2 separate regions of the Homo sapiens genome follow, and region 1 is linked to region 2. Evidence: chromatin loops called from intact Hi-C (ENCODE). Cell type or tissue: mammary epithelial cell. All regions are shown on one strand. Each heading gives the region's core, and the rest is flanking DNA. Links, peaks and the distances in the headings are about the cores only. Region 1 holds the start of LOC124901596 (a long non-coding RNA gene). Region 2 overlaps LOC105375170 (a long non-coding RNA gene).

What was found. A loop is a pair of places that touch in the nucleus more often than their neighbours do. Peaks named below come from ENCODE experiments on the same cell type or tissue, not always from the same donor. Only the 100,000 strongest peaks of a DNase experiment are listed, where the experiment ranks them.
Region 1: it touches region 2 in a loop (3.0-fold over the local background); 3 of 110 quality-filtered maps call a loop at or near these places.

Annotation. Positions count from the first base shown.
Region 1 is chr7:17,086,575-17,102,510 of GRCh38, forward strand. It overlaps LOC124901596 (a long non-coding RNA gene), which reads right to left and starts at 12,935. Exons shown (of 2, transcript XR_007060240.1): 1 at 12,465-12,935. It overlaps LOC107986772 (a long non-coding RNA gene), which reads left to right and starts at 13,230. Exons shown (of 3, transcript XR_001745107.2): 1 at 13,230-13,288. RefSeq lists an enhancer at 8,438-8,582 and a cis regulatory region at 8,510. In mammary epithelial cell, for the core only: no CTCF peak of the experiment used is centred there; DNase peaks (open chromatin) are centred at 4,367 and 8,607; H3K27ac peaks cover 2,635 bases.
Region 2 is chr7:17,001,732-17,017,667 of GRCh38, forward strand. All of the region lies in intron 1 of LOC105375170 (a long non-coding RNA gene), which reads left to right. It overlaps LOC124901595 (a long non-coding RNA gene), which reads right to left. Exons shown (of 4, transcript XR_007060239.1): 3 at 11,293-11,427. Among named protein-coding and RNA genes, the nearest start is that of AGR3, 130 kb to the left of the region's middle. RefSeq lists silencers at 14,694-14,988, 14,714-15,008. In mammary epithelial cell, for the core only: a CTCF peak has its summit at 7,487 (motif pointing right); a DNase peak (open chromatin) is centred at 6,340; H3K27ac peaks cover 253 bases.

The sequences.
Region 1 (15,936 bases), core at 3,770-11,769, 84 kb after region 2:
CCAGGAACGTTTGTTTTGTTCCTGAACACGTTAAACACCAAAAAATATCACAGAGTTAAGCATTAACTAGACAGCGATTTCAAGCACATAGAAAAACATTAGGAAAGAACAATCAAGAAATCCAAAGAAATTTTGCCTAAAATTAAACCCTATAGCGTAGGTCAAATTTTATTCAAATTTTTAAAGATTATAAGATTGCTGGGATAAAACAAAGTCACTGCAAAATAAATTAATTACTGAAATCTTGTGGTCTTTCTTTAAAAGTTATGTCAAGTAAAATAAAGCAAAACCTTGATTATCTATCATATTCCTAGCTTTGTGCTACCATTTTGGTTTTTGCAAAATAAACACTAGTAAAGCTGACTTTGATTTATGAAATTCAGCGGAACTTTGCCCATTTTGAAGATCTCTTTTGACTAATAATTTTCAGGAAAAAATATAATTATATTTCCTGTAAGGTTGTGCTGCCAGGCCATGCATGGTAGGCTACCTATACACAACAAGGTAATTACAGAAATGAAATGTATGCATTTAGAAACTTTTGTGGAAAGTTGACATTGCAACAACATCCAAATATGTGGTCAGTGTATTCATCTCACTGAACAGATTCTGGACCAGTCCAGGTACTACTGAATTTATGTGTGAGCCCATGGGATACATACTGCTCACTAGGCACGTGCATGTGGAACACATATTAGTTCTGGCAGATAAGAAATTTAAAAAACAGAAAATGGTGCCAGGCATGGTGGCTTACACCTGTAATCCCAGAACTTTGGGAGGCTCAGGTGAAAGGATCACTTGAGCCCAGGAGTTCAAGACCAGCCTGGGCAACATAGTGAGTTGTCTCTACAAAAAAAAAAAAAAAAATTGAAATAAATTAGCCTGGTATGGTGGCACACACCTGTAGTTAGTCCCACCTACTCGGGAGGCTGAGGCAGGAGGATTGCTTGTACCCAGGAGGCTGCAGTGAGCCATGTTCATGCCATTGTACTCCAGCCTGGATAGCAGAGTGAGACCATGTATCAAACAAACAAACAAACAAACAAACAAATGGAAAAATGGGTCCTTTACAGATATCTTAGCATTGCTGCCAAGCACATATTATGTGGGTCTTACGCAAACATATTTATTTTAAAACTATACATAAATTATAGCTAATTTAGCAAATTTCTAAGTCAGCTCAAGTAAAATTTTTTTTATTTTGTGATTAAAATATTGACTAGAATAAGAAAACACAGCTAATCATTTTAATCTTATAAAAACCCTACCACAAGACCAGTGTTGTCAGAAATTGTAAAATGCTAAGTTATATTAGATTTCATTATTCCTCAAAGTTTCAAAGAACAAAATAAGTATTCAAGGGAAATTTTTAAATCATTTTACTCAGGAGACTTTCCTGTGCATTGAAAATAAGAATATACAAATAATCTGTCCACTTCTCTCACCTCCATTCCACCATCATTACTCTTGACCAGTGGTCTTCAAAGTGCAGTTGTCAGACCAGCAATTTTAATATCACTTGGAAACTTGTTAGAAATACAAATGTTTGTTCTTCATTCCAGACCTACTGAGTTTAAATCTCTGAGGCTGGGACCCAGCAATCTGTGATTTAATAAGTCATCCAGGTGATTCTGATGCACACCGAAGTTTGAGAACCACTTCTCTTTACCAAGATATTTCCATTACTCTTGGTTACCACAATAGCTTCCCAACTCTAATTCCCTTTCATTCCTTTCTCAACTCTATAGTCTGATCAATATTTAACAACAACAACAACAAAAGTCAGGTTTCTCTACCTATTAAAAAAATCAATGATTTTCTAATACTCTCAGGCTAAAGACCAAAATGTTTAACGTGATCTGTAAGGCACTTTAGGTCTGGTGCCCAGTCCACCTCTCAGGTCACTTCTAACAGCACTCCCTCCGCCTCTCAGCCCTTGCCCCTCTGGCTTCTCTCACGCCTCTCTACTGGCTTATCCCAATTCTTTCCTGATTGATTATCTCTAACACACCCTTTAGGAGAAATCTATTTTTCAGGAAAGTCTTCTGTAGCTTTCCAGGTTAAGAGTCTCCTGCATAATTCTGTAAATGTATAATTCTGTTGTTTAATAGACCTTGTATCTCCTAGCATCTATCCCAATTGCAATATTATATTCACATGTGATTATTTGACTGTTTGCCCATCCCAATATCACAAATTAGTGTGTAAGCTCCTAGATAGAAGAGACCATGTCTGTTTTTTGCTTTTCCTTGTTTCCCCAGAGGCTGGCACAGTGTTTACTCTGAGGTTGACATTCAAGAAATATTACATAACTTAATAAATGGCTGACTGCCAAATAAATGGACCCCTAACCTAGGAGTGGCTCATACTGCAATGGGACAATGATGGATGACTCTCTGGCTGTGCTCCCTGTTACTACAGTTTTTTTTTTTGAGACGGAGTCTCGCTCTGCCACCCAGGCTGGAGTCCAGTGGCGCCATCTCGGCTCACTGCAAGCTCTGCCTCCCGGGTTCACGCCATTCTCCTGCCTCAGCCTCCCGAGTAGCTGGGACTACAGGCGCCCGCCACCATGCCCAGCTAATTTTTTGTATTGTTAGTAGAGACGGGGTTTCACCATGTTAGCCAAGATGGTCTCGATCTTCTGACCTTGTGATCTGCCCACCTTGGCCTCCCAAAGTGCTGGGATTACAGGCCTGAGCCACCGCGCCCAGCCGTTGCTATAGTTTTTACCTTCCATCCACCTCAGGAACAGATACTGTACTGACACCATCCCAGGAGCAACCATCTTTGAAAAATAGGGTAATTCTTGCTCTTTTTTTCTGCTGCTACAATACAGCAGAGTATCAGCAGAGTCCACCATACTGGAAGAATTTCCATCAAGTATTACAGCTCAGTGTAAATTTTCCCATACCAAGAATTGAACAAACCAGTCATCAGTGGCATTCTTTTTATGATTCACTGGGCTAAACTGGGGATTCACCATAATTTACAACTTTTTGTGGAAAAAATGAAATCCCATTTTTAAACAATATCCTTACAAACATACCTACTTGTTTTTAGGGATTCACTATGTAAGCAGTAATTTGTTTATTTTTTTCTCTCAACACTCCCACTTCTGCCAAATTCAAATGTTTTTCACCAGCCCAAAACCTTCCGCATCCCCCTCTAAAATTTAGGACAGAAATTATTAAATATTATACTTGATGACTTTTTAAAATCTATTCCCATTTATTCTTCCTCTGGTAATCCTTAAAGGATAAGAGCTCTTGAATATGCCCCTTAATTAGTGATGTTGGGAGAAATTCTGTATGGCAAACCTAAACTAAAAATAAATGTTTCTAAATTCTAAAACAGAGCTTCTATCCCTTCTTAAGGAGCTCAGTGACCTCTTTGCCTCTCACTCTGGGGCAAATCAGCATGCCTCAGCCACTGAATGTTTTTCCCACTGGGTTGGAGGATTCCAATAATAAATTAACTTACAGGAGTGAACAATGGAGTAACTCCCCTTAAGGCCAAATCAGATGCAATCTGCTCAAAGTCCCAAATCAAGGAATATTTTAAAAATGTGGTTAACATAATGGATATTATTCATGCTTTGATCTTTTCAACATCATCCTCACAAAACAATCATCATCTGCATCATCATCATAAAATATGAAGGTGTAATTTTTATGTGTGCCTGGTAAATAATGTATATATTTATAATTCGCATTTTATAAGTTGCAAGGAATGTGTACATATTTGTGAATAAATAGAATGTTTATGTGTATATATGTATGTATATCTTTCTACCTATGTAGAAAGTCATCAAGTACGTTATGTGTATATATGTATGTATATCTTTCTACCTGTGTATAGGTAGAACCTCCCATATATGCATGTGTGTATATACCTGTCTTTCTAACTATACATAGAAAGATATCTATGTATAGGCAGAAAGATAGGTATATACACACATGCATATATATATATATATGTATACACATATGTATATATAAAGATATATGTATGTGGTTTCATATGTGTGCATGTTTGTGTGTATATATACACACATGCATATATATACACCCATATGTATATATGAAGATATTTATAAAGAAAATATAAATATATTATCTTTATATACACATATCTATGTATATATACACAAACATGCGCATATATAGGGGCACATACCTATTTTATTAAAAGACTAAAGGCAGCAAAGTGGAGCTGTAAACATGAAGGATAAATCATTTCATACCTGGAAGAGTGCTGTCTAAACACTGCCCATCACCTAACCAAGAGTCATCATCCCTAACTTTTTTTCATAATTGACTATTTCAGTTAATAGCCCTAGGCTTCAAGAAAGGCTGCGCATCTTGGAAGTATTAGGGCATGAGTCATGAGTCTTGATTCTTCCAAATAAAATATGGTAACTCTTTCTAGTGATTTGTTTAGGAATGTATGTGTAAGATGATGATGGGAAGTCTACTGGAATCTCTGAGAGAAGATTTTTCTTGCAAAAAATAAAAAGACCTAATGAAAGAACACTCTGTTTGGACCGTTAGTCTCTTTTGGTGAACAGTAAGTGGTAATGAGAGAGGCTTAGCTGAGTTTTTGGCAGTTCTTTCAAAGCATGGGAGCAAATCTTATGTCTTGAAATCCATAAGGTAAATATTACTCAAATGTCTAGGTTGTAAAAATATATATTGTAGGCAAGAAGAAGTCAGTTTTTTAGTTATGTATTATTATATGATTCCCTGAGAGGCCATATGAGATAATACCAAAACCACACAAAGAAGAATGAGGACACTGATGTAGGACAGAATCTGGAACAGCCCAGAAACATTAAATGTGTCATTATAACAAGAAGTGTAGGTATCAGGTATAGGGACTGCAGCAGGTAGAAACCAGATCTTAGAACAGTCAGGAAAGTTCCCAGAGCATATTCGGAGTTTGTCTAGACTCAGGAAGTATGCCTAAGTCTAGAAACATCCTAGAGAGCTATGTCCAAGAAATCATCCGATATTTATACTTTCAGTACTGATAAGATTAGGCAGACCCTACAAAATTATTCCTCTTTTTCATTACTAGGTTATTTCTAAAATGAGATGAAATCCAAAATAATGATATTCTATATTCCCTATAGATAAGGATATGTACATTTTAAAAAATTATCTTTGATATAAAACATTGGTGTTGGTGTAATATTGACCATCATCTCTGCTTACCATTTATTTTATGTCCAGAAAAATAACGATCTTGTTTCAAAATGTACACAGTCAAGAGACTTAGAAAGTTAGTGGCCAACATGCTCAAAAATCTCTTGAGTTACAAAAATAAATTTTCTTTTCTATGAGGTCACCCACCTAAAGTGTAGGAACATAAGTGAGTCCTCAAAACCCAGCTTTACACAGGTTAGAAACTTGTCCTCTTAATTTAGTATTTTAAATTTAGTGATCCATGCAGTAGTGGACATGTTAATGTACATAAGGAAATTTTCATTTTATGTAATATCTGTGGTTTATCTATAGGAAATTTCTTTTTATATGAAAAAATCTTTCTTCAACAAAATGGATTTTGTAGTATTAATACACCTTGAGTCATTAGGTGTCTCCAGTTGATAAATATTATGTAATCTGATGGTCCTAAATGTATTGGATCAATTGTATGACAATCTGTTTGATTAATTGGCAATAAATATAGAAATGGCTCCAAAGCTGGTGATATTGTATCACTCTTTTGTTGTGGTATGAAGTATTGGCAGTATACAGCTAGAATGCTCACCTTGTCTTAATGTACATTCTTGAATCTACCATCTGAGTTATTTGGCCCATATTGTCAATTACATTGGCCGACAGTCTTTTATTTTTTAAGAGACAGAATCTCACTCTATCACCAGACTGTGCAGTGGTGCGATCATAGCTCACTGCAGCCACAACCTCGACCTCCTGATCTTAAGTGATTCTCCTGCCTCAGCCTCCCTAGTAGTATGCCACCGCGCCTGGCTAATTTTTTTAGAACATTTTTTGTAGGGACAGTTCTCTCTATGTTGCCCAGGCTGGTAGTGAACTCCTGGCCTCCAGGATCCACCTGCCTTAACCTCCCGAACCGCTAGGATTACAGGTATGAATCATGGTGTCCAGCTGCAACATTAACTCTGCTCCAACTGGACCTGAAGTGGAAAAAAATTGTTAACTTGCCTGTAGTATTTATTTTATACATATCTTCTACAGAAGAGATTTCAGAATTTATAGAAATATTTTAAAAAAATCATTTAGTGACAATAGAAATTTTAGTGTCATCTTCCTTATACATGCTTAAGCTCTTAAAATTTCATTCTCAAAGAGGAAATCTGGATGTAGATAATGAATATCATTAAAATGCGTATGTAGGAATTCTTGAAACTGACACTCGTTTCGGCAACTGGCAAACCTCCTCTACTGGAAACAGCCCTGGGCTAAGAGTCAGATGATTTGCACTCTGATTTACCAGCTAGAAACCTTGGATAAGAGACCTAACCTCCTTAGTCTTATATTCTCATTTGTTAAATGGATATGACCATATCTTCTTTAATTGATTTATGGGGTATGTTGTAAGCATTAAAATGATGAAGGAGGTAAAAGCTTTGTAGAACATGTATGCTATTTAGATACAGCCATTTTAACATGGCAATTTAGACTCAGTTGATCATTTTGATATTATTTAGCATAATTTTTAAAATAATGTATTGATTAGGAAAGATTTGGATAAATAGTTTAGAAAAACCCCACTAAATAATGATGGCAGAAACAATGTATTTTTCTCTCTGAAAAAATTCTCAGAGGTACCAATCCAGGGCTGGAATGGTGGCCCCATGATGCCGTCAGTGGACCAGGGGGCTGTCTCTCCTCTCCCTTGTCTTTGTATAGCTTCCATCCTTAACACTGCCTCAGTGAGTTCTAGCCACTTCATTTGTAGTCTCTGCAGGAGGAAGAAGGAGACGGAAAGGGTAAAAGGACTTCTTTCTCAGCTGTCATTCCACTGCAAAGCAAAGCATCTTCCTGGAAGACACACACAATGACTTCTGCTTGGCTACTCCAAGAGAGTCAAGAAAATGAGTCTTTAGCTGAGTTCATCAAGAGTTTACTGTGGTCTATAAAACAAATGATCAAACTTCTGCTTTTTCGTTACAAAAAAAAATAGTGAAAAGCAAATCTGTATCTCTTTCTTGAGACCCACTCTTCCCTATCCCTGAACCTCCCACGTCCCTACCCCTTCTCCCCAAGCTGAGAAATGGGACAGTAATGCTCAGATGGAATGAGAGATGGGCTAACGCTCAAAGATACCTCAGAAATGTGTACTTGGAAATAAAGAACATGTGTTTAATTTTTGACGTGGTCACTTTATTTGAAAATATTAAATTCTCATTTGTTAATTTTTTGGAAAATATTTATTGAACACCTACTCTGTGGTAAATATGACAGAAAATGTTTATACAGATGGTTATTTCAAAATGTAAGTGCATTAGAGATATTAAAATATGGCAAATTCAGAGCATAAATGAGGTGGGTACAGGGGCAGTATTTAGATGAGATGGTAGGAGGTAGAATTTAGACTGAAATCAAAAACCAGTTCTTTAAAAAATTGTGGTATTCCTACTATTAACACTGATGGCAAGCCTTATAACTCACTGGACACAAATGCATGTGAGGTCTTGTCACTTTGTTTCTTTTCCATGTAAGTCACTCTAGAATTGCCAGTGGTGGGTTATACAGGGGAAAAGAAATTATGAGAACCAGGCCCACATAAATATTTCTTCTCTTATTGTATTAATCACTTACCTACTGAACTAATTATCACTGCATGTGTTACTCTAATGTGATTAAACCATATTCAAACAGCATTGCTAATATCCCACGAGAAACTCAGTAAAACTCCCAACAGACCTAGGCAGTAAAAGGGAGCATCAATATAATCTTTTTCCCTGTTTTTACTTATGATGAAACAATACCATTTTGATTTTAAAATCATCTTGTTTTAGATTATGTATGAATGTAGTTATAGTATTTTTCACCAGCAACCGCTTGCCTTCTCTAAAGCTGACAATTCTTTTTTTTAGTATGAGGATTTAGATTCTATTTAAGTATTGTAACTATTAACAATAAAGTGACAGTTCCATCCAACAGCAGTCGTTGGGCACTTGCAATATACCATGTACTGTACCAGCACAAGATAAGACAAAAATAAAGTATCAGGAAAAAGGCTAGATTTCTTAAACCCACTTGCCCACGTCATCATGTTATATTTATGGGACCATGGCCACATACTGCCTAAACCCATTGAACCAAGAGTAAAATTTCCATTTCTACCTAGTCAACTTCAATCTATTAATGGCTCCTTTTTCAATGGGGAGAGTCTAGGTGCATTCACTTTAGATCATTATCTATGTTTGTGGAATCAATTTGTATCCATTTTAGACTATGGCCTATGCCAAGAAGAGGGGAGTTTATTACTTGCCTTCAGGGCTCTTGATTCATCTCCTTGCGTGAGCAGCCTGTGAGCCTGCCCAGTGTTTGAGAGGAAGCTCCTTGTATTGGAGCACATGTGGTTTGGCAGAGCCTGGTGTGAACATGTAAGTGCCAGTAACCAGTGCTGTGTTCCAACGCTGCATGCTCATTATAATCTCAGCCTGATCATTATCATGCCTCTGGCAGGGCCTGCTTCAAAGGAGCCTTGCTTGTGATTTGAGGGAAAAAAGCCAATAGAAGACACATCTAGAAAAACTGGTTGGCATTGCTTTGTGTGATTCAGCCCTGGATTATTCCTATAAAGGAAGAGAAGGCAGAGGAGGATGGTCTCAGACAATGCACCGTCATTACAGTTGGACGATATTGGGATGTTTCTGCTTCACATAAGCTTTTAAATAAATGCATATGCATTTATCCCATGATTGCCATGTGCAAACCACCGTGGAGGATCATGAAGATGTAAGACAAACATCCTGATCTTTGATGAGCTACAGTTTCATTGGGTAGACATGATCAATATACAGGAAAGAGGACAAAAAATGAGAATTTATGATAATGAAATAACTAATGAGGTTCATACTGTAATTGCTAGGAAGGCTCAGGCAAGAACTTTATTTTTTAAGGTTTACAGTGTACTTGCTTCATGTTTTGGATCAAGCAGAAGCACCACAAAATGTTTTCATAGGTAAATCAAGGGCAATAACATATTCATTCAACAAATACTTCTTGATGAAAGACTGACTTAATATTCACTCAGAGGTAGATTCCATAGAGTTAGAACCTAAGAGGAAATCTATTGTGACATATATTACTTGTGATATGCCAAGGCTTTGTTTTGCAAATTAAAATTCTTACAGTGCTAGACAGGGTGAAGGGTGATGACAGTAGCCACTGAGGCAGCCACTAATCAGCTCTAGTTCATTGTCATCAAAGATGAACGCAAGCTTAGTGTTGCTGAGTCTTCATATCATTTCAAGTGAAGCCAGAAATAAGAATTCTGAAATTCCCTAATATATAAAGCATTCATTTGTGGGTTGGGAGGAAGTGGTGGCTGTGGGCATGTGCCTGCTATTTCCAAGAGCCATCAATGTGCGGTGCTCTTGGCAGCAGTAGATCTCCATCCAGCTTTCCTCACCAGCTCTGGGCATCAAGGACAGGATTGTAATGTGTTTTAAGAAAACACTGCACTGGAAACATGCTAATCAATATGTAAAGTACCCAACCACTCCATACTAGATGTAAAATAAGAGATGTATTTGAAGGGGTTTTGGAAGCAAACATCTAAATGGGAAATAGAAGCAATTATCTTTCTAAATATCATCCTTAATAGTTTTTTCAATTTGGAAAAAAAGAAAAAAAAGCTGTAGCTGCCTTTTCTTGTTAGAAGTCTTACATGAGCTAATCTTTCTGATTTGCACAGATTACTATGTGGCAAAGCCTTGCAACTTGCTTTAAGCTTCTGTGTGTCAGGAAGGTAAGCAGGGATTTCAATTCTCTCATGGGCTCTTGAGTGGATAGAAGTGTTGAGTAACAAAACACACCTTTTCTTTGCACCTGCTTTAACTGAAGAATTCAGGAGGCTAAAGAAATCGGCTTCCCTTCCTTTCCCCATTCTGTAATTTTTCATCCACCAAATAGGATTGGATAATCAAAATAAATGATATGAGACCCTCATTTCACATTTTATGATAATATCCTCCAAAGGATGCTTGTTCACTCTTAACAGTATCTCTTGGTTACCATGACAAGGAAGAATGGGAAAACCACTCTCACATTGAAAGGAATCCCTTGTTTGTTTCGTTGTTTTGTTTTGTTTTGTTATTGAGTTGTACTACTGTTAACAAAAGACATCACAATGAAGCACATCTCATCTAATAACCCTTGTGTAGCTCTAGTCATGTTAGTGGTTCTGTAGCCCTGGTGCCATCCAAGCTCCCCAACAGAATCTCCCATTGCCACTGAAGTCCAGAGACCCAGAATGTGAAGTAAAACTGGTCCACAAAAGAAGCTGTTTTTCGTGGCCACACTGCAATCTCTGACATTCAGCAATTATCTAGGATCAGGCAAATGGGCAGAGAGGGACTCCTTCCCCTCCTGGTATCCTAAGTGACAGCTGCTCCATGTCACCAAAGCTCTTTTTTTTTTTTTTTCAGATCAAATCCCCACTTCATGAAAACTAAAATTTAAATTAAAATGTCTGTTTTGGGGGATGGATTATAATTATATTTCTATTCAATGATTCATATATAATCTTTGGTCTTACAGAAATATCTTAAAACTTCCACATTTTTCATCAATATTTTTCTAGCAGCATAGGGTTTGTGTTCAGCCATTTGTGAAGACTTTTACACATAATTATTTTTCATTTGAAATGCCTTCTGAGAAGAATAATAGTAAAAGTATGATTAATTAAACAATTACAGAGTGAGTCAATTTCTTGATTTCAGGTTTCTGATGAAGATAGAATTCTCCCCAGCCAAATTTCCAGTGAACTCTCCAAATTATTAGAATCAGGGGAAATACATTTTTATTTCTGGAACCAATATTAAAGGTAACTCATATTAGCTAGATTTTTCTCTGAGAATGAACTAAGTTTGCAGGAACTCCATATATATGTGTGCATAGATAGATAGATAGATAGATAGATAGATAGATAGATAGATAGACAGAAAGACGGACAGGCAGACAGATAATCTCCAAGAAGCCCCGAAGAAACCTGCCTGCTGCATTTCTGCATTGCTTTCAACCAAAAGCCCTGTGGGAATAAGGCAATACCAACACTGTGATGCATGATTGGTCTCAACCAGTATTTAAACAAATGAAGGTCTGGGAGGAGACAGGATGTGGGAGAGACCCCCACCACAAGCCCACCACCTTCACCTGTTGACATTAAAATATCCTCAGCTCCCAGGTCTGTGTTTTCAATTCATGTATATTAAATGATTCAGAGTCTGGCAGGAGGAAACACTCGTAGGAGTGTTTTGTTTAGTTGTGTTTCGTAGCTGCGATGTTTTGAAAATCAGGTTTTTTTGAGAGCACATAGCTAGATAACAAAACTGGCACAGAGTTCCAGGGTTGAAGACAGAGAAACTGAGAAACAAGCCATGGGACCTGGATTATGTGGGTCATACGGACAAGAATGCATGCGTGGTATCTTCTCACAGTGTTCAGGGACTTGTTATTGCTGTCACTGTTTTTAAATGTGATTTCTGTACAGATTCACTCAGTGTGACTACATCTGGATTGTTCAACATTGTTCAGTATTTCCTCTTATGACCTTAAGAAGAAGAATAATTTTGTCAAGGAAAGTGCTAAATTAATAGGGTATTTTTAATGTACTTAGACTTTGAGAAATTTTTGATGATTTCTGAAAAGTTTAATAATGCCATCTTAGGCAGAGAATAGTTTCTCATACATCCATGAAGAAAAAAAAATGAATTAAAACTCAAATCTTAAGCAAACATAAAGGATGAATTTATTTAATATCACAAAGAGTAAATTACCATTTGTTCAATGGTAATAATTGCTTTAGAGGGGGAAAAAACAGGATAGAAGGACTAGCAAGTGCCTGAAGGGTAAGGATTGTGGGGTGTGGTTTATAATTTTAAAGTGGCTGTTTGGCCTGCAGGGTGGCTCACGCCTGTAATCCCAACACTTTGGAAGGCTGAGAGGAGAGGGTCACTGGAGCACAGAAGTTCAAGACTGCAGTGAGCTATGATTGTACCACTGCACTCCAGCCTGGGTAACAGAGTGAGAGCCTATTTCTAAAAAAATAAAAATAAGTTAAATAAATACATAAAGCAGGTGTTCAAGGAAGTGAACTGCAAAGTGACATTTAAGCAAAGACCTGAAGAAGGTAACAAAATATATAGAAAAATATTTCATTTTTACTTTCCTTTCAGAAGCAGATAAAGTAATTGATAAGTATTTGCAAAGAGCAATATTAGAATAATTCATTTCTTTAGGCATTACCTGAGAAAGATGTAGACAGACTACTGGAGACCTGTAATCACCTCGAAGGCTGGACCTGGATGAATCTTCTGTAAGATCCTAGCAACTTCAGCTTTGTTCAGGGTAGTTTTAGGATTCTATGTAACTTTGTTCCCCCTTTTTGCGAATTAGGAATGTAGTCCTTCTATGTTTGTATACTTAAGGACTTTTATTTAATAAACAGAAACATCCCATTCTCTGGGCAGTATAATAGCAACAAGAACAGTGTACAGAGTCCCAGAGTGGAATTGAAAGCCAAGTTTTGGGCTGAGTGGCCCCTTAGTAGCCTTAGGACTCAGAGCAACACATTTAATTTATCTGTGTCTCCGTTTTCTCATCTGCTAAGCGGTAAGTAGATATCATCGTCCTCAAAGTTTTTTTGTAAGTTGCAAATGTTTATGATTTCCAAAATTCTGTTATTTTACCACTTGTTTCTGAGCCTTTGCCTGAAACAGAGGGCAGCAGGATAGCAACTGCCTTGTGGAAAGTTCTGTGGGTGACTCAACAGGCCAAACAAGGAATCGGGAACATTCCTTTATACCTGTGCCCATGTAAATCCTCTCCCTGAGTTTTCAGCTATAGTCATTTATTGCACAACCTGTTAGTGACCTTGCCAAAGTCCTCCTTATCCATTACTCAACCCGCGTGCCAAGCTGCTTCAGCTCCTGCTATTGTTTCCCAGGAGTTTATAGCTGCCCTTCATTGCTCGAAGCTGCACTTTGAAGTGTCCTCACACTTGTGGTTGTCCTGTTTTATCTCACCATGCCCAGATTCCGGGAATCCTAAGGTAATCCCTCATCTAGAAGGTCAGTGAAAATTTGGTGTGGTAGGTCTTACTGAAGAATTAAATGGGCCGGGCACGGTGGCTCACACTTGTAATTCCAGCACTTTGAAAGGCCAAGGCGGGTGGATCACCTGAGATCAGGAGTTCAAGACCAGCCTGGCCAACATGGTGAAACCCAAGCTCTACTAAAAATACAAAAATTAGCTGGGCGTGGTTGTGCATGCCTGTAATCCCAGCTACTCTGGAGGCTGAGGCAGGAGAATTGCTTGAACCTGGGAGGCAGAGGTTATAGTGAGCTGAGATTGCACCACTGCAGTCCAGCCTGGGCGACAGAGCCAGACTCCATCTCAAAAAAAAAAAAAAAAAAAAAAAGAATTAAATGAAGACTGGCTGTATTCTGGCAGTGTAATGGTGTTATTTATTTACTTTCTTTGATTTTGGTGCAAAAGGATGTTTGCTGTTTAGCAGTGCTCAAAAGTCCAAAGTTCAATTTAATATTCCATTTACTCTTTCCTGCTTTTACAAAGACTACTGATGAATATATCAACCCATATTGGTCATCTTTCTTTTCTGAAACAAGGAAGCAGTATTGTGGTATAGCAGAAAGAGCACAGGTATAATGTGGAGATGAACAAATTGGATTTGAATTACAACTCTGCATTTTACTTGGCTGGGTATGTGGAAAGGTACTATTGCTGCTACAACTGAGTATTGATGGTAATAATTTTATGCGTGTGTATATTCCTCACTACTACCTGATAAGGTTTCATTTTCTTTAAAATACAGATTGTAATATCCATTTCACAGAATTTTATGAAAATTAGTAAGAGAGAATATGTGTATAAAACATTCAATCACTAAATGCCCAACGTTTCAAACATACTAGATTTCTCCTTTTGAACGTTTTTATTCAATATCGTTAGGCTTAAAACAATTATTTTATAATTATTTCATGCCTATAAATCTTGTCTCAGTAATCTCCTAATAAAATTTGTAAAAAAAGAACCAATGCCACACATTTCTTTAGTGTCTCCAGTGCAGTGTCTGAACTACTTGAGGACTTTTTAATCTGTTCATAATTTTCAATTTAACGTTAGCATGTTAAATTCTTAGCATTTAACACAGTGCCAGGCACATAAAACTTGCTCAATAAATATTTTATGAGTAAGTGGGCTTCCTCATTTATTTGCCCATGAATCTCTTCAAATTCATGGGTCCAATTAACTGCCCTTAAATTAGTTTTCTTTCAATCAAAATTCCACTGGAATTTTGCTTGGCTGGCCATAGTCATCTGGACCTATCATAACTTGCTTCGGAGTACCTCAGATCATCCAAGGCTTCTAGGCCCACATTCTGGAATACATTAGGTTCTGTTCTAGTGCTTTAAGGGAGTTAGACTGCCCAGAAAGTGACAATCACATACAAGGATGTGTTTTAAATTTAGGTAGTGGTATATATATTCTCATATAAGAGATATATCCAGGCTTAACCCCATGCCAAGTTCCATTAAAAGTCATCATTGATTATTTTGTCACCCATTGCCTTATAATGTCGCAATCTTTCTACTCCTTAGCTCAGCTAGGTCTGAGTTCTTGTCTCACAACCAGGAAGAATTAGGCACACGGACACCAGAGAATGAGTGGAGTAGAATGTATTAAGTGAGAGGAAAGCTCACAGCAAAGCAGCGATGCGGAAGATAGTTCCCTTACCCAAAGGCAGAAAAGTCCCTTCCCTGTGGCTGGGTCTGGGTCCTCTTATGCACTCAGAATGGGTAGCGCATGCTGATTGGTTTGTGAGTAGGCAAAACACGTTAAAGCAAAGGCATCACTCAAAGGTGGGCACAACAGTGTAGAAAACCAATTAGGAAATGATAGTTATATGTAAAATAGGTGAAGGGTGGGGACCAATAAGAGGAAAGTGCACCAAATGAAAAGACAGGTTCTCAATCCATTCTGAGGATTTAACTGGTAGCTTGGCTTTCAGGCTTTAATACTGCCTTTGGCTTGGAGGTGGGGTTTTCTTGGGGACCCACCCCTATCTGCCTAGCCATGTGGCTGCCTCCTGCCGCTCTCAATAGGTAGTTAAATAATCTGTATACCAAACTCCTGTAACACACAATTTACCTATATAACTAACCTGCACATGTACCTCTGAACCAAAAATACAAGTTAAAAAAAAGTCAACATTGTTCCAAATATAACTGGCAAATGTCCAAGAAGACAATCTATGTTCCTTAGGTTGCCCAACTTGGTTTTTTTCAATAATATTTTTAATATTTTTGAGGAAAACTTCTGCTACATTTTTGCTCATATATCTAAGAATCACAATGAAAGTAATGATTGCTGAGTGGTTTGCTATTTTGGGATCTTTTTATTTGTATTCCTTGCACTAAAAAGAAGAGAGGAAGGTCAAGTTGTCAGTCATCTAAATAAATATAATGAGGTAAATTTAAATGTATTGAGCAACTATAAAAAAAATGTGTTTGGCCCTGTGGTCTCAAATTTTACTTTGGATAAGAATCAGTTGAGCGATTTATTAAAATTACAGTTAGTCTGGGTGGAGATCAGGAATCTGCATTTTATCAAGGGGCCCAGGTGATTCTGACACTAGTAGTCTGTTGATCTCAGTAAAAGAAACCTGTCTTAGACTGTACAGTATAGTCACTACTTA
Region 2 (15,936 bases), core at 4,124-12,123:
ATTATGAATAATTCTACTATAAACATTTATACATAAGTCTTTGTGTGAACATAACTTTTCATTTCTTCAGGGTAAATACCTAGATGTGGCTTGCTAGGTCATGTGGTAAATGTATGTTTAATTTTTCAAGCAACTTTCAAACAATTTGCCAAACAATTTTGCCTTTTCACCAGCAATATATGAGAGTTCCAGTTACTCAGTACTTGGCTTCAATTTGCACTTCCTTCATAACTAATAATGTTGAATATCTTTTCATGTTTTTACTTGCTGTGTGTATGTCTTCTTGGTGAAGTGTCTGTTCAGGTCTTTTGGCTATATTTTAATTGGGTTGTTTCAAACTGTCAAGTTTTGAGAGTTCTTGTTCTTCATGTATTCTAGATAAAAGTTCTTTTTCAGATATGTGATTTGTAAATGTTTTCTGTCTGTTGTTTGTCTTTTTATTCTCCTGCCAGGATATTTCACAGAGCTAAAGTTTTAATGTTTATGAAGTCCAATTTATCAATTATTTATTTTTTGGATTGTGTTTTAATGGTGTTTAAAAACACTTGGGCTAACCCAAAATTAAAAAGATTTTTCTCTGCTGGGCACAGTGGCTCAAGCCTATAATCCCAGCACTTTGGGAGGCCAAGGCAGGAGGATTGCTTGAGACCAGGAGTTTGAGACCAGACTAGGCAGCACAGTGAAACCCCATCTCTACTAAAAATACAAAAATTAGCCAGGCATAGTGGCCCATGCCTGTGGTCCCAGCTATTCAGAAGGCTGAGATGGGAGGATTGCTTGAGCTTGGGAGGCGGAGATTGCAGTGAGCCTGGGCGGCAGAGCAAGACCCTGTCTCAAAAAAAAAAAGTTTTGCTTTTTTCATTCTTATTTAACCTCTTGATAGTTTTAAATGGCATCATTTGACTTTCTCTTTTAACTATACAACAATTTATTATATTCTTCATTAGCCTATATTTTATTTTTATTTTTAATTTTTTAATTTTAAATTAAATTAAATTAATTAATTAATTAATTAATTTTTTTTGAGATGGAGTCTTGCTCTGTTGCCTAGGCTGGAGTACAGTGGCACGATCTTGGCTCACTGCAAGCTCCACCTCCCAGGTTCACGCCATTCTCCTGTCTCAGCCTCCCTAGTAGCTGGGATTACAGGCATGCACCACCACACCCAGCTAATTTTTTGTATTTTTAGTAGAGATGGGGTTTCACCGTGTTAGCCAGGATGGTCTCGATCTCCTGAGCTCGTGATCTGCCCGCCTCGGCCTCCCAAAGTGCTAGGATTACAGGCGTGAGCCACTGCACCCGGCCTATTTATATTTTTTCTACATATTTTATAGATGCATTCTTTCTACTTTGTCAGAACTTATGATTTTATATGCTATTTTTTTAACCTATACTCTCAATTTTGTTTTATTCATAGATTTCTAGTTAAACATATTAAATGTTCACTACCAGTATGTTTTCTTGTTACTACTATTAATATTATTTCTTGGTTGCATGAAGATCATCCTCTAGAAGACTTCTTGTCAAAGGTTTATAGGTTCATTATTTCCTAAGTTTCTGTACTTTTAAGACTATTTTGTTATAGTCTTGATATTTCAATTTCAGCTTAGATATAAAATCTCTGGGTTTTGCTTTCTTTAAGTATCGGGGGAAATTCAGTGCCTGATATTTCACATAGTTTCTTTTCTATTTTCCGTAAGTGTCAGCGGGTCTGAGAAATAATGGTAAAGAGTACAGAAGAGAGAAATTTTAAAGCTGAGTATCCGGGGAAGACATCGCATGTTGGCAGGTTCCATGATGCCCCTTGAGCCTTAAAACCAGCAAGTTTTTATTAGTGATTTTCAAAAGGGGAAGGAGTGTATGAATAGGGTGTGGGTCACAGAGATCACATGCTTCACAAGGTAGTAAAATATCACAAGGCAAATGGAGGCAGGGCGAGATCACAGGACTACAGGACCGGGGCAAAATTAAAATTGCTAATGAAGTTTTGGGCACGCACTGTCACTGATAACACCTTATCAGGAGACAGGGTTTGAGAGCAGACAACCGGTCTGACCAAAATTTATTAGGAAGGAATTTCCTTGTCCTAATAAGCCTGGGAACACTACAGGAGACCGGGGCTTATTTCATCCCTTATCTACGACTGTAAAAGACAGCCGTCCCCAAAGTGGCCATTTCAGAGGCCTCACCTTAGGGACGCATTCTCTTTCTCAGGGATGTTTCTTGCTGAGAAAAAGAATTCAGCGATATTTCTCCCATTTGCTTTTGAAAGAAGGCAAATATGGCTCTGTTCCACCCAGCCCACAGGCAGGCATACTTTAAGGTTATCTCCCTTGTTCCCTGAACATTTTTGTTATCCTATTCTTAAGGTGCCCAGATTTGATATTGTTCAAACACTCATGCTCTACAAACAATTTGTGCAGTTAACACAATCATCACAGATACCTGAGGTGACATACATCCTCCTCAGCTCACGAAGATGACAGGATTAAGAGATTAAAGTAAAGACAGGCATAGGAAATCACAAGAGTATTGATTGGGGAAGTGATAAATGTCCATGAAATCTTCACAATTTATGTTCAGAGATTGCAGTAAAGACAGGCATAAGAAATTATAAAAGTACTAATTTGGGGAACTAATAAATATCCATGAAATCTTCACAATTTATGTTCTTCCGCCGTGGCTTCAGCTGGTCCCTCTGTTCAGGGTCCCTGACTTCCCACAACATTTAAGTTTCTTGAAAATGTCACTCTATTGTTGGCTTTCTTTGTAAGTTGCTCTTGAGAATTATGGTTGGCTTGTCTTACTCTTATACCTAATTTGCTCTTTTTTGTCTGGAGGGCCTGCATGTGGATTTTTGTTCTTTCTGTTTTAAAAAGTCTGATATTTTGCAAGGCTATTTCTCAAGTTCAATTATCCTCAGTAAAATTTTCCAGGTACGCAGGAAGCCCTTTCAATGTATAGATTTAGATTTTCTTGGATTATTGGTTTAAATATTAGCTCTGTTTCATTGTCTTGTTTTTCTTCTTCAGGGATTCTAAGTGTACATATATTGAATATTTGTCTACCTTAGATTCCAACCTCCTTCTCTCTGACTTTTAAAAGTTCTTTATGTTATTTTCATTTTCTTGGCTTCTTTCTCGCATTTATTCCTTAGTAATGTGTCACTTAAATCTATTTTCCTTTGGATACCTTATAATTTATTCTTCATTTTAGGGATATTTTATCTGTGTAATTTCTTTCCTGAGATCTATCAACTCATTGCATTTCTTTCTTTATTTGTATACTTCTGTGCTTACTTTTTGCATTTTTTATTAGAAATTATATATGTATATCTAAATGCTTATTTGAAGATATTTAATTAAGACTTGAGGTTATATTATAGTTTCTTCTGCTTTGTGGTTGTTTGTGGTGGAAATTTTTTATGATATGTAATATCTTTTTTTTTACAATAGCATTGTATAGGGTTAATTTGTTTTGCTTCTATTCTTATGCATTTTCTTGATGGGCTTTTTAGGTTGAGCATATTCTCTTCAGTGAGTGTAATAAAGTTAAATATCACTAATAGATGATTTTGTTGGTGATGAGTGGTGGTAGATAGGAAATAAGAAGGGTCTACATGTACTGTGATAGTTTTTATTTCTGCATGCTCCTTAATTTTTCCTGCTTGCTTCCTGCTTTCACTTCACTGACAGTCTATGACGGGCATTTCCTCTTCTCTATTTTTTTCCCTTTCCCCCAGAAGCAATGCTTCAATGTTGCCAATTTCCAACTCGCTCAGTTGTAAACCCCTTCCCTGTAGCTGTCGCTGTGAACTTTCCAGTTCCAGACCTGTGTTCAGTATTTTGGTATTTAGCTTTGGACTTTTCTCTTTCTAAGGGTAATTTTGTCTTTGCTTTATTTAAAAGTCCCCTGATATTTTTTTTCTTTTACACGAAGTGTTTAAAGGCTTTCTACCCTACCTTTCCCAATCAGTGAAAATCTGCTGGAATTGTTTGTGTCTTTATATGAAGGGAAATTGAAGTTCATAGTATTCTTGGTCTCTTAGTAATGCTGAAAATGTGGGTCAAGTTTCATTTGATTTGAGCTCCTTTTTCTTTTCTTCCCTGTTCCTCCCCTTCTCCTCCTCCTTCTTGGAAATTATGTGGAGAGATTTAGATTCAGGTATCCACTTCTATGGCCAATTGGATTGCCTACTTTCACATTTAATTTACACTTTGTCTGGATTATTAGTAGTTGGAAATCATTTTTCTTTTATTGTCTTTAACATCTAGAGCTGATATTGAAAAGTTAAAAGCCATTCTCATTGTTGGTCTTTTGTATGTGACACACTTCTGTTCTCTGAAACTTTTAGTATTTCCCCTTTTCCCAAAGTGGTTGCATTTTCCAGGTAGATGTTCTGCTGTGAGTTCCTTTTTCTCCATTGTTCAGGTTACTAGCTGGAGCATCTTGATCTGAAAACATGGGTCCTTCAATTCTGGAATAATTTTTAGAATTATTTCATTGATAATTTTGTCTGCTTATTTGTATACCCTCCTCACTGAATCCTTATTATTCACCTGTTAGACATCATAAATAAGTTCTTTAGGTTTATTTTTCTCTTCTTTGGCCTCCTTTTCTTCTCTCTCTCTCTCTCTGTACCTCTCTGTCTTTCTCTCTCTCTATTCTCTCACTTCCTTCCTCTCTCCTTCCACTTTCTAATGTTTTCTTTAAAGTTTTCTATTTTTACCATCATATTTTAAATTTTAAGAGATAATTTGGATTTTTGCTTCTATTGTTATTTTAAAATAAAATTTTATTCTTGTTTGTAGATATATCTTCCTTCATTTTTCTGAATAATAACGAATTTTGTAAAATTTTTACCCTCTGCGTTGTCATAATGACCTCCATTTTGGGTTGCTTTCATGTTAGAGTTTTGCCTAAAGTTTAGTAATCTTTGGTTTGGCTGTTTATGTTAACAAGTGTATCATTAAGGAGCTGATTGCAAGCTGTAGGCAATTTCATGAGTCTTGTTGAATGTAGGCTTCTCAGTAGGAGGGTATAATTTGGTTATTTTTGTTGAGGAAACACCTGATATTATAATCATTAAGGTTTTTTGGGGGGATAGTTGGATTCCTGAGAGAAAAATTTTCCAATGCCCCCACTGTACAGACAAAAAATGAATAATCGAAACCGACCTTGTCCAACCTATGGCCTGTGGGCCACATGTGGCTCAGGATGGCTTTGAATGCAGCCCAACACAAATTCGTAAATTTTCTTAAAACATGAGATTTTGTTATGATGTTTTTAGCTTATCAGCTATCATTAGTGTTAGGTAGTTTTCTTTGTTTGTTTGTTTGTTTGTTTGTTTTTATATATGGAGTGTCACTCTGTCACCAGGCTGGAGTACAGTGGCACAATCTCAGATCATTGCAAACTCCGCCTCCCGAGTTCAAGTGATTCTCTTGCCTCAGCCTCCCGAGTAGCTGGGACTACAGGCACACGCCACCACACCCAGCTAATTTTTGTATTTTTTGTAGAGACGGGGTTTCACCATGTTGGCCAGGATGGTGAAATCTCTTGACCTCGTGATCTGCCCGCCTCAGCCTCCCAAAGTGCTGGGATTACAGGGGTGAGCCATCGCACCCGGCCAGTGTTAGTGTATTTTACATGTGGCCCAAGAAAATTCATCTTCTTCCAACGTGGCCCAAGGAAGCCAAAAGATTGGACACACCTGATCTACACAAATACACTCACAACATTGACAAATTTCACAAATATAATATTGATTTAAAGACACAAGATAGAATGGAACTCATATGATGTGGTTCCATTTTTATGAAGTTCAAAATGGTGTAAATGTGTCAGTTGTGACTGCATTCATAAGTGGTAAAATTATTTAAAAGTTTTCATTTAGGGTTTCCTGAAAGCAGAACAAGAGTCAAAGGCTTATGGCAAATTGTTTATGTAAGAAGAGATCTTAGGAAGCAGGGAGACTGAGAAAAAAAAAGGCAGACCAATATAAGTGTGTATTTTCCAGGCCACTGATAAAGACAACAGGTTGTATTACACCAGGATCTCTGAGGGCTGGACAGATGCCTTCCAGAATTAGGTCTGATGAATAGGAGGTTGGGGAATTTATCCATCAGCTCCTATTTACCATTGTGAGGGGGTTGTACTCTGGGGTGATAACTCCCCTTCCTATATGTGGTGGTCTTGGAAATTTCTTGGAACAGAAAAGCTGAGATTGCAAGCCAAGCACTTCAGGTGCAGCATTGTCAGCATTAACTGAGCTTACAGGTAACTGTCCAACAGAGCTGTGATTGCAATTAGAGGCGGACTGAGGAATTGTGACGCACAGCCCAAAAGTGTCTGCCACAAAAGGCAAGATTATGACTAATAGCAGACTCAGCATTGCTGGTTATCCCTAGCAAGGAGGGAAAAATTGTAATGGAAAAGGTGTAAACTATGGGCATGGAGGTGTTTTGGAGTGCTGTAATACCTCTTGATTTTGAATTAAGCAAATATTGCATTGTAACTTTTTAATTGGATTTATAACAATTGGGTTATTATGATGGAACCCTTAATAATAAAAGAGGGAACTAGATTAATGGTAACAGCTCTGAAGTCCAAGTATTTAGCCTCATTTCTATATTCAAATTATGTATGATGTGGATGGGGCATTCGTGATTTTATTCAACGAGACATTAAAAAATAATACAAGAAGATAAACTCACAGTTCTGCTGAGTACTGAGAAAAAGAAAGATAACATGGAATACACTTAAGAGACTATATAGTTTTGGTGTTTGGTAATAATGGTCTGAATTAGTGTGGTGGCAGTGTGAATGCAAAGGAAATATTGATATAAAAGCTCTTCAGATCAGTTTGACTTGATGAAGAAATCAGCAGATATATTACTGAAACTTAAAACTATCATTTTTCTCAACCACAGAGAATTGACTATGCAATTTTCTATGTGTGCCACAGTATTCCATATCTTAGACACACTTTGATTATAGCTCTTATCTCACTGAGTTTGGAACACGTGTATACCAGTCTACCTCTCTATTTCAAAGCCAACATTGAGAGGAGAAATTATGAGTTTCTTAAATATATTAGTTGCATAATAATGTTCATTGAATGAATGAATGATTTAGTGCAATGGCTTAAATGAGACTGAAACCCAAGCTGGGTATTAACTTCATCAATGAGACCCTTTGCTAGTGCTAATATTGAGCTGTAGAGGGAATAGGGGAATAGACAGAATGGTGATAACAGATGAGATTTTTTTTTTTAATTGCCTCTTCTGCAAAATAGCAAAGGTGTGCTTTTCTTTTACTCAGTGGATCAGGCAGCTGTAAAGATAAGACCAATCTTCTTAGTTGGCATTTTGGGTTTTACATGGTTGGACAAGAAGAACAGACTCCTTAACTTTTATTTTCTGCCATGAAATTGGGCTTGCATGTGAATTTGTCGTCTCTTACTTGCTACTTTAATCCAACCCTTCCTATAGGGGGAGCTAAGGGATTTCAGTACATTAGATGTAATAAGTTCACTGTTGGCTGAATACAGCATCACTACTTTTATATTAAAAATATCATAACACTATCAGTAATGTTTGTTGAACAGATGTAAATGACTGGGATTTTTTTGTCACCTACCATGAGTGATTTACTATGTCGAGAAGTACCCACAGGGTAGGATGAGTGAGAATGGATATTAGGACCCCGTGTCAGTCAGATAAGCTGCTACTCCTGGGAGCACAGTTTCTGAGAAGTTACCCAAGCTCAATGTCTCGAAACTAAAAAAAGGGAAAAAATACTTCTCAAAATCTATGCCAAGGAAAATTATTTCATAATCTGTATTTTGGTATTGTCATAGTGAATGGGGTAAGCAAATAACAATACAGACAGCATGTGCTTTGTTCTAACATTGCCAAAATTAGATCAGAGTCTGGGATAAGATCACTAGCAACAGACATTGATTTTTCACATGGTACCTCTTTGGTTGCTAAAAATGGTGCATAAAACTGTTTTACTCTAATCAACATGGTCTACATCCTCTTCCTTTTCCCTGCCTCACTCTCTTAATGACACCTTGGCCATTTGAAAACAGTAGGATAGTCAGCAGCAATTGTTAATAGTGAACAAGATCATAGGGACTACCTCTCTGTGATAACAATTCCATCTTAACTTTCAGGAGCTTCTGCTTTTTTTTAGTATCATGAATGTCTGATTCCAAAGAAGCTCCTGCTTATGGCCCATAAACCTCTGCCATAAAGTCAGAAATGCTGTGCTCACTTCACAATAGGCAAAAACTACAGTTTAACAAGCTAGTTGTTCACCTCTCCCCATCATACTTACATGATGCTTTTACCTTCTTTGTTTGTGTACTCCCTAAGAATGTCGTATCTGGGCTTTAAACACCTTAAATGACTCAAACTGTTGTGAAAACATTTAAAACTATTTGAAAACAGCAGGTTAGTTAGAAAAAGGAAATGGAATGTAAGAATAGAAAGGGAGGGGATACAACTTGGAAAAATATACTTGTCACACCAGTCTTGTTTACACTAAAGACTCAGCAGTGTTTTAATAGATGAAACATAAAGGAACTTAAATTGTATCTATTAAATACACTTTATTAAAGTGAACAAACTATCCTACAAAGAGCAATTGCTAAATTTTTGGATAACTTCATTCTTCATCATAGAAGTGATATTAAAACTTTAGTGATATAATTTTACGAATTTAATTGCTTGTGATTTATCTCATTTTATGTTGAACTTTTTTCATAGAATTTTCTTCTGCTTTCTTTAAAATTTCTTCTTGGCCAAAAGAATCATCAGTAAAATTGAGAATGGAGAAAAATGAATTGCACCTTTCATTGTGGTTTGCTTTTACAAGCAATAAAAGCCACTGTTTTTTCCTCCTTTAAATAAGGAAAATGAATTTGGCTTGATGGGAAAGATTTGTGGGTCGGGGAGAGTAAGGGAGAGGGAAGAAGGAACAATTTTTATTTTGTTTTTGGGGATGGAAACAAGGCAGATGCATTAGTATCATCAGTGATACGGTTTCCTGTGCTTTGCTTACTGACATAGTGACTTCCTGTGATTGCCTTAAGGGCTGTGGAATGGAGCTGCTGGTGTACTCCCTGACCCTCTGCTCTACCCACATGCCCAGGAAGGGCAAGGTGACTGACATTTCTCCTCTATAGAAACTTGCTGTCTGTACCCCCAATTTCTTCTCCTCTGCCCTTTAGTCCCCTGCTTCAAGGGAATGGCAAAAGATTGCTTTGAAGGTTAATTAGGATTTCACTTTGTGTACAAGAATGGAAAGGGGAAGGATATATAGAACAGGGGAGAACAAGATGTTTGCATACAAAAGCCACTGGTAAATCAGGTTTGGTAGAATGGAGTTTGCACAGAGAATAAAGAATGGATTGCAATTTTCAACTGAGATCATAGAAAATATTTTTTAAAGTGTAACTATTTTTAGGAGGTGTTAGTGTCAATCTCTCAGGAACCATTTTTATATATAACATATGTGTAATTACTTCATATAGTGTGAAAGCTTTATACAAATCTCATTAATATGAGATATTATGGTATTAGCAAGATTGTATGAGATCATGGAGATGGGGTAGAATATTTAAATGTTTCTCTTGATCTGCATACTTCACACTGTTTATAAACTAAGAAGTAAGATTAATTTAACATTTTAAATTCCCTGTTTAGATTTCTATGTTGTCATACATTTTAGTGTCTATAAAAATAATAGCAATCCTGGTTATTTTCCATTAGTCAACCATAGTGCATGTTAAAAATCTGGAGTTATTTTTTGTTGCCTACCCATCTTTTCCAGCTGATCTTCTTCTTAAATCTAAAATATTCTATAGCTATTTCTTCTTCTCTGTATATTTTTAGCAATCATCCTATTTCATGCATTGTCACATCACTTCAACTTTTTTTTTGTTTTTTGAGACAGAGTCTCACTCTGTCACCCAAGCTGGACTGCAGTGGCATGATCTCGACTCCCTGCAACCTCCACGTCCCGGGTTCAAGCAATTCTCCTGGCTCAGCCTCCTGAGTAGCTGGGACTACAGGTGCCCGCCACCACGCCTGGCTAATTTTTTTTAATTTTTAGTAGAGACGGGGTTTCACTGTGTTGGCCAGGCTGGTCTTGAACTCCTGACCTCATGATGTGCCTCCCTCTTCCTCCCAAAGTGCTAGAATTACAGGTGTGAGCCACTTCACCTGGCCCACACCTAAACTACTACAATAGTTCTTCAGTTTCTCTATCTTCAGCATTTTGTACTCAAATCCATATTTCTCAAAACAACTTAAAAATCTCAACACCCTTTTCATCATTCAAACTAAGTATATGCAGAGACTTGACTTACAGCTGAAGCAATAAGGCAGGAAATAGGAGGTACAACTTTTCAAAAGAATAAAGTAACATTATCTTTAAATGAAGATAATATGATTGTGCACTAAAAAATCAACTGAAGAGTTATTAGCATTAGTAGAAATTTGTTAAAGTGGCCAGATACTAACTAAATTTGTAAAAACCCATGATTTCCTTGCCCTTCAGGCTCAGGGACAGATCTACTTGTGCTTATGCACTCGATGAAAATGGTTTCATTGCCTTCTGAATCTCACCAACTCCGTCATGAGACCCAGGCCAAGAGGTTGGGCAGACACCTTGACGTATCTGATCACTGTTCTTCTTCTTTTTTTAGCTAAGCATATTTTCCTCAAATATAACCTGGTCTGCAGAGGTGCAGCTCTGACTTCAACATCACCATTAATAACTTCATCACCAAGCAATTTTACCTTCTTGGAGCTGAAATGTCAAGCATCACCACTTGTGTGGAGGGACTTTGTAGAGCTAAAAAGCCTACTGGAGTTGTTTCAGAACAACAAAAAAACCACCCCCCAACAATTGTTGAAGAGTATTTCATTTGTGTAATAAAAGAGCTGAAAAAAATATTCCAATTGAGCATTCTCTGGACACCCACAGTCCCTTGGCCCTGAAGAAACAGTTGACCTTACTCTGGGATGGGGCATTAACAAAAGACAAAAATTAAGTCCTGAGAATCAGAACTAAGAGTCAGAAATACGCAAGTGGTTGACATCTTTGTGTCTCAGCTTTCTGACCTATATCCTAAACATGATGTGTGTGAGACTCTTCATTTGCTGTCTATGAATGTATAAATGTTATAATGTAAGAATGAAAGAGAGTTGTGAACTCCCTTGATTCTGCCTCTCTTGTTTGTTCTTTGAAGCCCAAGTGCCCACAGATACTCAAACTTACTTTCTTAGGATGCTTTGAAGATATGTGAGGAATCTCAGCATCATACCATGCAGGATGGGGTTTTCTTCCTTCTTCCCTCTTGCTGGCTTTCTGGAGATAAGTGTTTTACCCACTCCTTTCCTGAGACCTTGTCTCCTAATAATTAAAAAAAAAAGGGTCTGGTAAAATGGAGAAGCTATGAAGTGACTGTGCGTCATAATTCACTGGAATTATGCTAGTGATAAGGTGGTCAGACTTATCAAGACATCAATTGTTGGCATTGTTGCTGTGTCTTTCCGAGGCCAGATCAGCAAAGGTTGTTCCCTTCGATGCTTTTCTCCTACTTGAGGAGTAAAGGACATCAAGTGTTAAGGGGAAAGTGGGTGGATGATTCACTATGAACTTGAGCCAGTGGCTGAAAGAGGTTAGATTATAGAGGAGGGTGGCAGAGGATGGGAGAGCAGGGAGGAAGGATTTTCTGCAGCTCATCTGAGGTGGGGACTGATAGGCATTGCTGAGAGCAGAACAATATGTTTATGCTGGTGTTCTTGTTATGTTAGAACAAGTTCTTCCTTTTGGTAACAGATTACACTTTTCTAGTTTTCCACTAATAAGGGCCTAATTAAGAGGATTTATTTGCAATTTGGGCTACTGGTCCTGATTTCTTCCCTTTGCCTCACTCCACTCATGTCCTTTACATCAGCAAAATGGGTGTCCTTTATTTCTGTATGCCTGGCAGGGAGGAGGAGATAGTTTCTCTATCTTGGGTCAGTTGATTCTTCTATACTCAGCTATCTCACAAGGAGGGGTGTGCATCCTGGGGAAGCATCGTCCATGTATGCAACACCTTTGGCGTGAAAATTCTTGAAGGAGCACAATCAATTCTGAGGCTGCCCACAAGACCTGACTAGAGTGGGGACAAAGTAGTCTAGTTGCCTTAAACCCATTCAGGTTCAATGACTGAAAGAGATGGAAAGAGTTTAAGGGACAGGCAATTATTCACAGTTATTTCAACTGGTTTCTTACAGCTATCTTTTTTTTTTTTTTTTTTTTTGAGACAGTGTCTCACTCTGTTGCCTAGGCTGGAGTGCAGTGGCATGATCTTAGCTCACTGCAACCTCTGCCCCACGGGCTCAAGTGATCCTTCTGCCTCAGCGTCCTGAGTATCTGGGATCACAGATGTGTGCCACCATGCCGGGCTAATTTTTGTATTTTTTGCAGACATGGGGTTTCTCCATGTTGCCCAGGCTGGTCTCAAACTCCTGGACTCAAGTGATCTGCCAGCCTTGGCCTCCCAAAGTGTTGGGATTCAGTTGTCTTTTAAGAAAGGAAAATTTGCTCTCAAAAACACATAGGAAAATGTCAAACTTTTTTGACACTTGAGCAGATACCCTATAGAAAGAATACTATCTTGTTTTCTCACCACAGTTTCTAAGAAAGTGAGTAGGAAAAATCCAGTGTTTTTTCAAACGGCCTCCAGAATGATTCTCAAGTGGTAGTTGAATAGTGAGAGAATCATAAGAGAATTCAAGTGTGAGGAATTACAGCATTAGAATTCACATATCACATGTTGAATTTGTAGCTATTATTCTTTGAAATGAATACAGGTTATTCGTTACCATGTTTTTCAACACCTTCTTTTAAAAAGTTATCAACCTTTCACACATAGATAGCTATATCAAGTAAACCCTATATAGTATGGTAAATAAAAGTTGCTAATTCTTCGGACAGCTAATTGGCAAACAATACTACATCATCGTTTAGAGCGATTGGATATAGATTTGGCTAAGATTATAGTTCAAGATGAATTTGGGAAACTGAGTAAATCGTCAGATCAATCAATCAATTTTCTTGGGGTAAAACGTCTACAAATATGATTTTTGCCAACTCTGCAAAATACGAGAACTGAATTAAGATATTGTGAATAGCTCTCACTTTATTGGGTTCCATTTATGTATGAAGGAAAGATTTTTCACGTGAATAAGATTTCTAATCTGGGCAAGATCTTAGTGTAAGTGTTTCTAACATAAAGTTTCATCTTTTATAAACTTTCCGCTTGTCAAAAAGTTTGATAGGGTTAAACAAAGGGCAAAGAACATACTGATAATAAAAGAAATGAATACAATTAAATAAATTTTAACAAGTTAAAATTAAACAGAAAAATTAATCGAATCCGATGACAATATGATGGCAGCTTTTCTCAAAATACCAATACATTTATGTCATTCATAGATACAAGGTTTTCTTTTCAGTGTTGTAGTTAGGATATTGCAGTAAATGTAAGGATCTAGTGGTGGATGAGGGAAATTGAGGCAGTAGTTATATATATAGATACACACACACACACACACACACACACACAGAGCTAGAAGTATTCTTTGTTGAAAAACCCATTGTACTTTATTGCACTATTAAGGGAAATGGTCCAAATTTAGTGTGGTCTTGGCCTAGATTTTTGAGATAGTTAATATTGAGATATGTTCATATTTTAGTTTTGATGAATCAATTTAAAACAACTTAGAGATTACATTATTGTCCCAGTTCTTCTGAGAATTGTATCCTCTCTGTTTGTGAATCTGTTACTTAAAAAAAAGAAAACAATGCGTTTAAGAATCAGTACTAATAAGTGGCAGTGGAGTCATGCTGTCTGGCAAAAATAAAAAAGAGCAGCGTTTTTGGAAACGGACTTTTTGTGGCTTGGGCTGTCTTTTAAGTCTCACCGGAAGTTAATTAAAATGAGCTGGGGTTTTTTTTGTTTTCTTTTTAAGTTTATTTTATCATTTTTGAGTTTACTCACTTAGTGGCAGATGCCAGAAAATTCCTCAGTCCATGTTACTAATTGAAAAACAACTCTCAATCTGGGAGGAGAGCTCAGACATTCCAGATATCTCTTTCTAGTTGGATTAAAGGGTTTTCATTCTAAATATCTTATTTGGAAGAAATGTGAGGAATTTCAATGTTCCCAATCTTGAAACCATGAACAAGAGGGTCAGCCATGCCAGGCTTATTTCTCCAAATTCTTTTGGAGCTCAAAAGGTGTGGTCTGGACTAGGATGCCTGTGGGTGATATCCAGGAGTTTCATATATATACATATATATATATGTATATATAAACATGAATATATATGATTTAAAAATATATATATGATTTAAAAATATATATAGATTTAAAAATATATATGATTAAAAAATATATATATAGATTTAAAAAATATATATGATTTAAAAATATATATAGATTTAAAAATATATATGATGTAAAAATATATAGATAGATTTAAAAATATATGTGATTTAAAAATATATGATTTAAAAAATATATATGATTTTAAAATATATGTATATATATACACACACACATTCATAATCTGAGTGTATCCTTATTTTAAAAACATGTATATTACTTCATATCCTGATTCCTTTAGGGAACTTCAGTTTGCTTTGATCAGTATTTCTAAGGGTCTATGCTATGTTTTCTGGCTTGCCAATCACTTAGACTTCTGCCCTTCAAAGATAACATTCCTGGCAGTGATTACTATCTCTGTGTGGGGGTATGTTGCCAGCAGTTATTTCACATTGTGCACCTTGAGTGTTTGTTCTGATGTAGCTGCAGATGATATTTCCAGTTGTCATTTTTGTCTCAAGGTTAGCTAGGCTTTTCTCAAAACAGAACAGCCTCTGTGTTGTAGCAGTGTACCCACAGACTACAAACAGAGAGAATTTCAGATATCTCTAATGCTTTTTTGAAGAGGTTTCTTTCTCCTTTCCTTTTCTTGTTTAGTAGTTCATGTCACATCATAGGGTGCATGTTTGGATAATAAGATTGGTAATACACTGGGAATGCCTCTGAATACTGCCTAATTTAGCAAAGCACTTGTTGTTCCCCCCGCCCCATAAGGCACAGCGAGGCTGTGCAGAGTGAGCCATTGATTTTCTACTCCAACTTCAGTGGCTTAGGCTGGCAGATAAAATAAAGTGAGTGTATGTAGGGGTGGGGTCCCTGGGGAATGTCTTAGGAGCGCCAATAGAAGTCAGATAAGAAGGTAGGGAGGTTTTCAAGGAAGATCATAGTGAAAACATGCTGTTCCAACTTTAAGAACTAAGAGATTTCTAGGGTTTTTATGGTTTTAGGTCTAACGTTTAAATCTTTAATCCATCTTGAATTGATTTTTGTATAAGGTGTAAGGAAGGGATCCAGTTTCAGCTTCCTACATATGGCTAGCCAGTTTTCCCAGCACCATTTATTAAATAGGGAATCCTTTCCCCATTGCTTGTTTTTCTCAGGTTTGTCAAAGATCAGATAGTTGTAGGTATGCGGCGTTATTTCTGAGGGCTCTGTTCTGTTCCATTGATCTATATCTCTGTTTTGGTACCAGTAGCATGCTGTTTTGGTTACTGTAGCCTTGTAGTATAGTTTGAAGTCAGGTAGTGTGATTTCTCCAGCTTTGTTCTTTTGGCCTAGGATTGACTTGGCAATGCGGGCTCTTTTTTGGTTCCATATGAACTTTAAAGTAGTTTTTTCCAATTGTGTGAAGAAAGTCATTGGTAGCTTGATGGGGATGGCATTGAATCTGTAAATTACCTTGGGCAGTATGGCCATTTTCACGATATTGATTCTTCCTACCCATGAGCATGGAATGTTCTTCCATTTGTTTGTATCCTCTT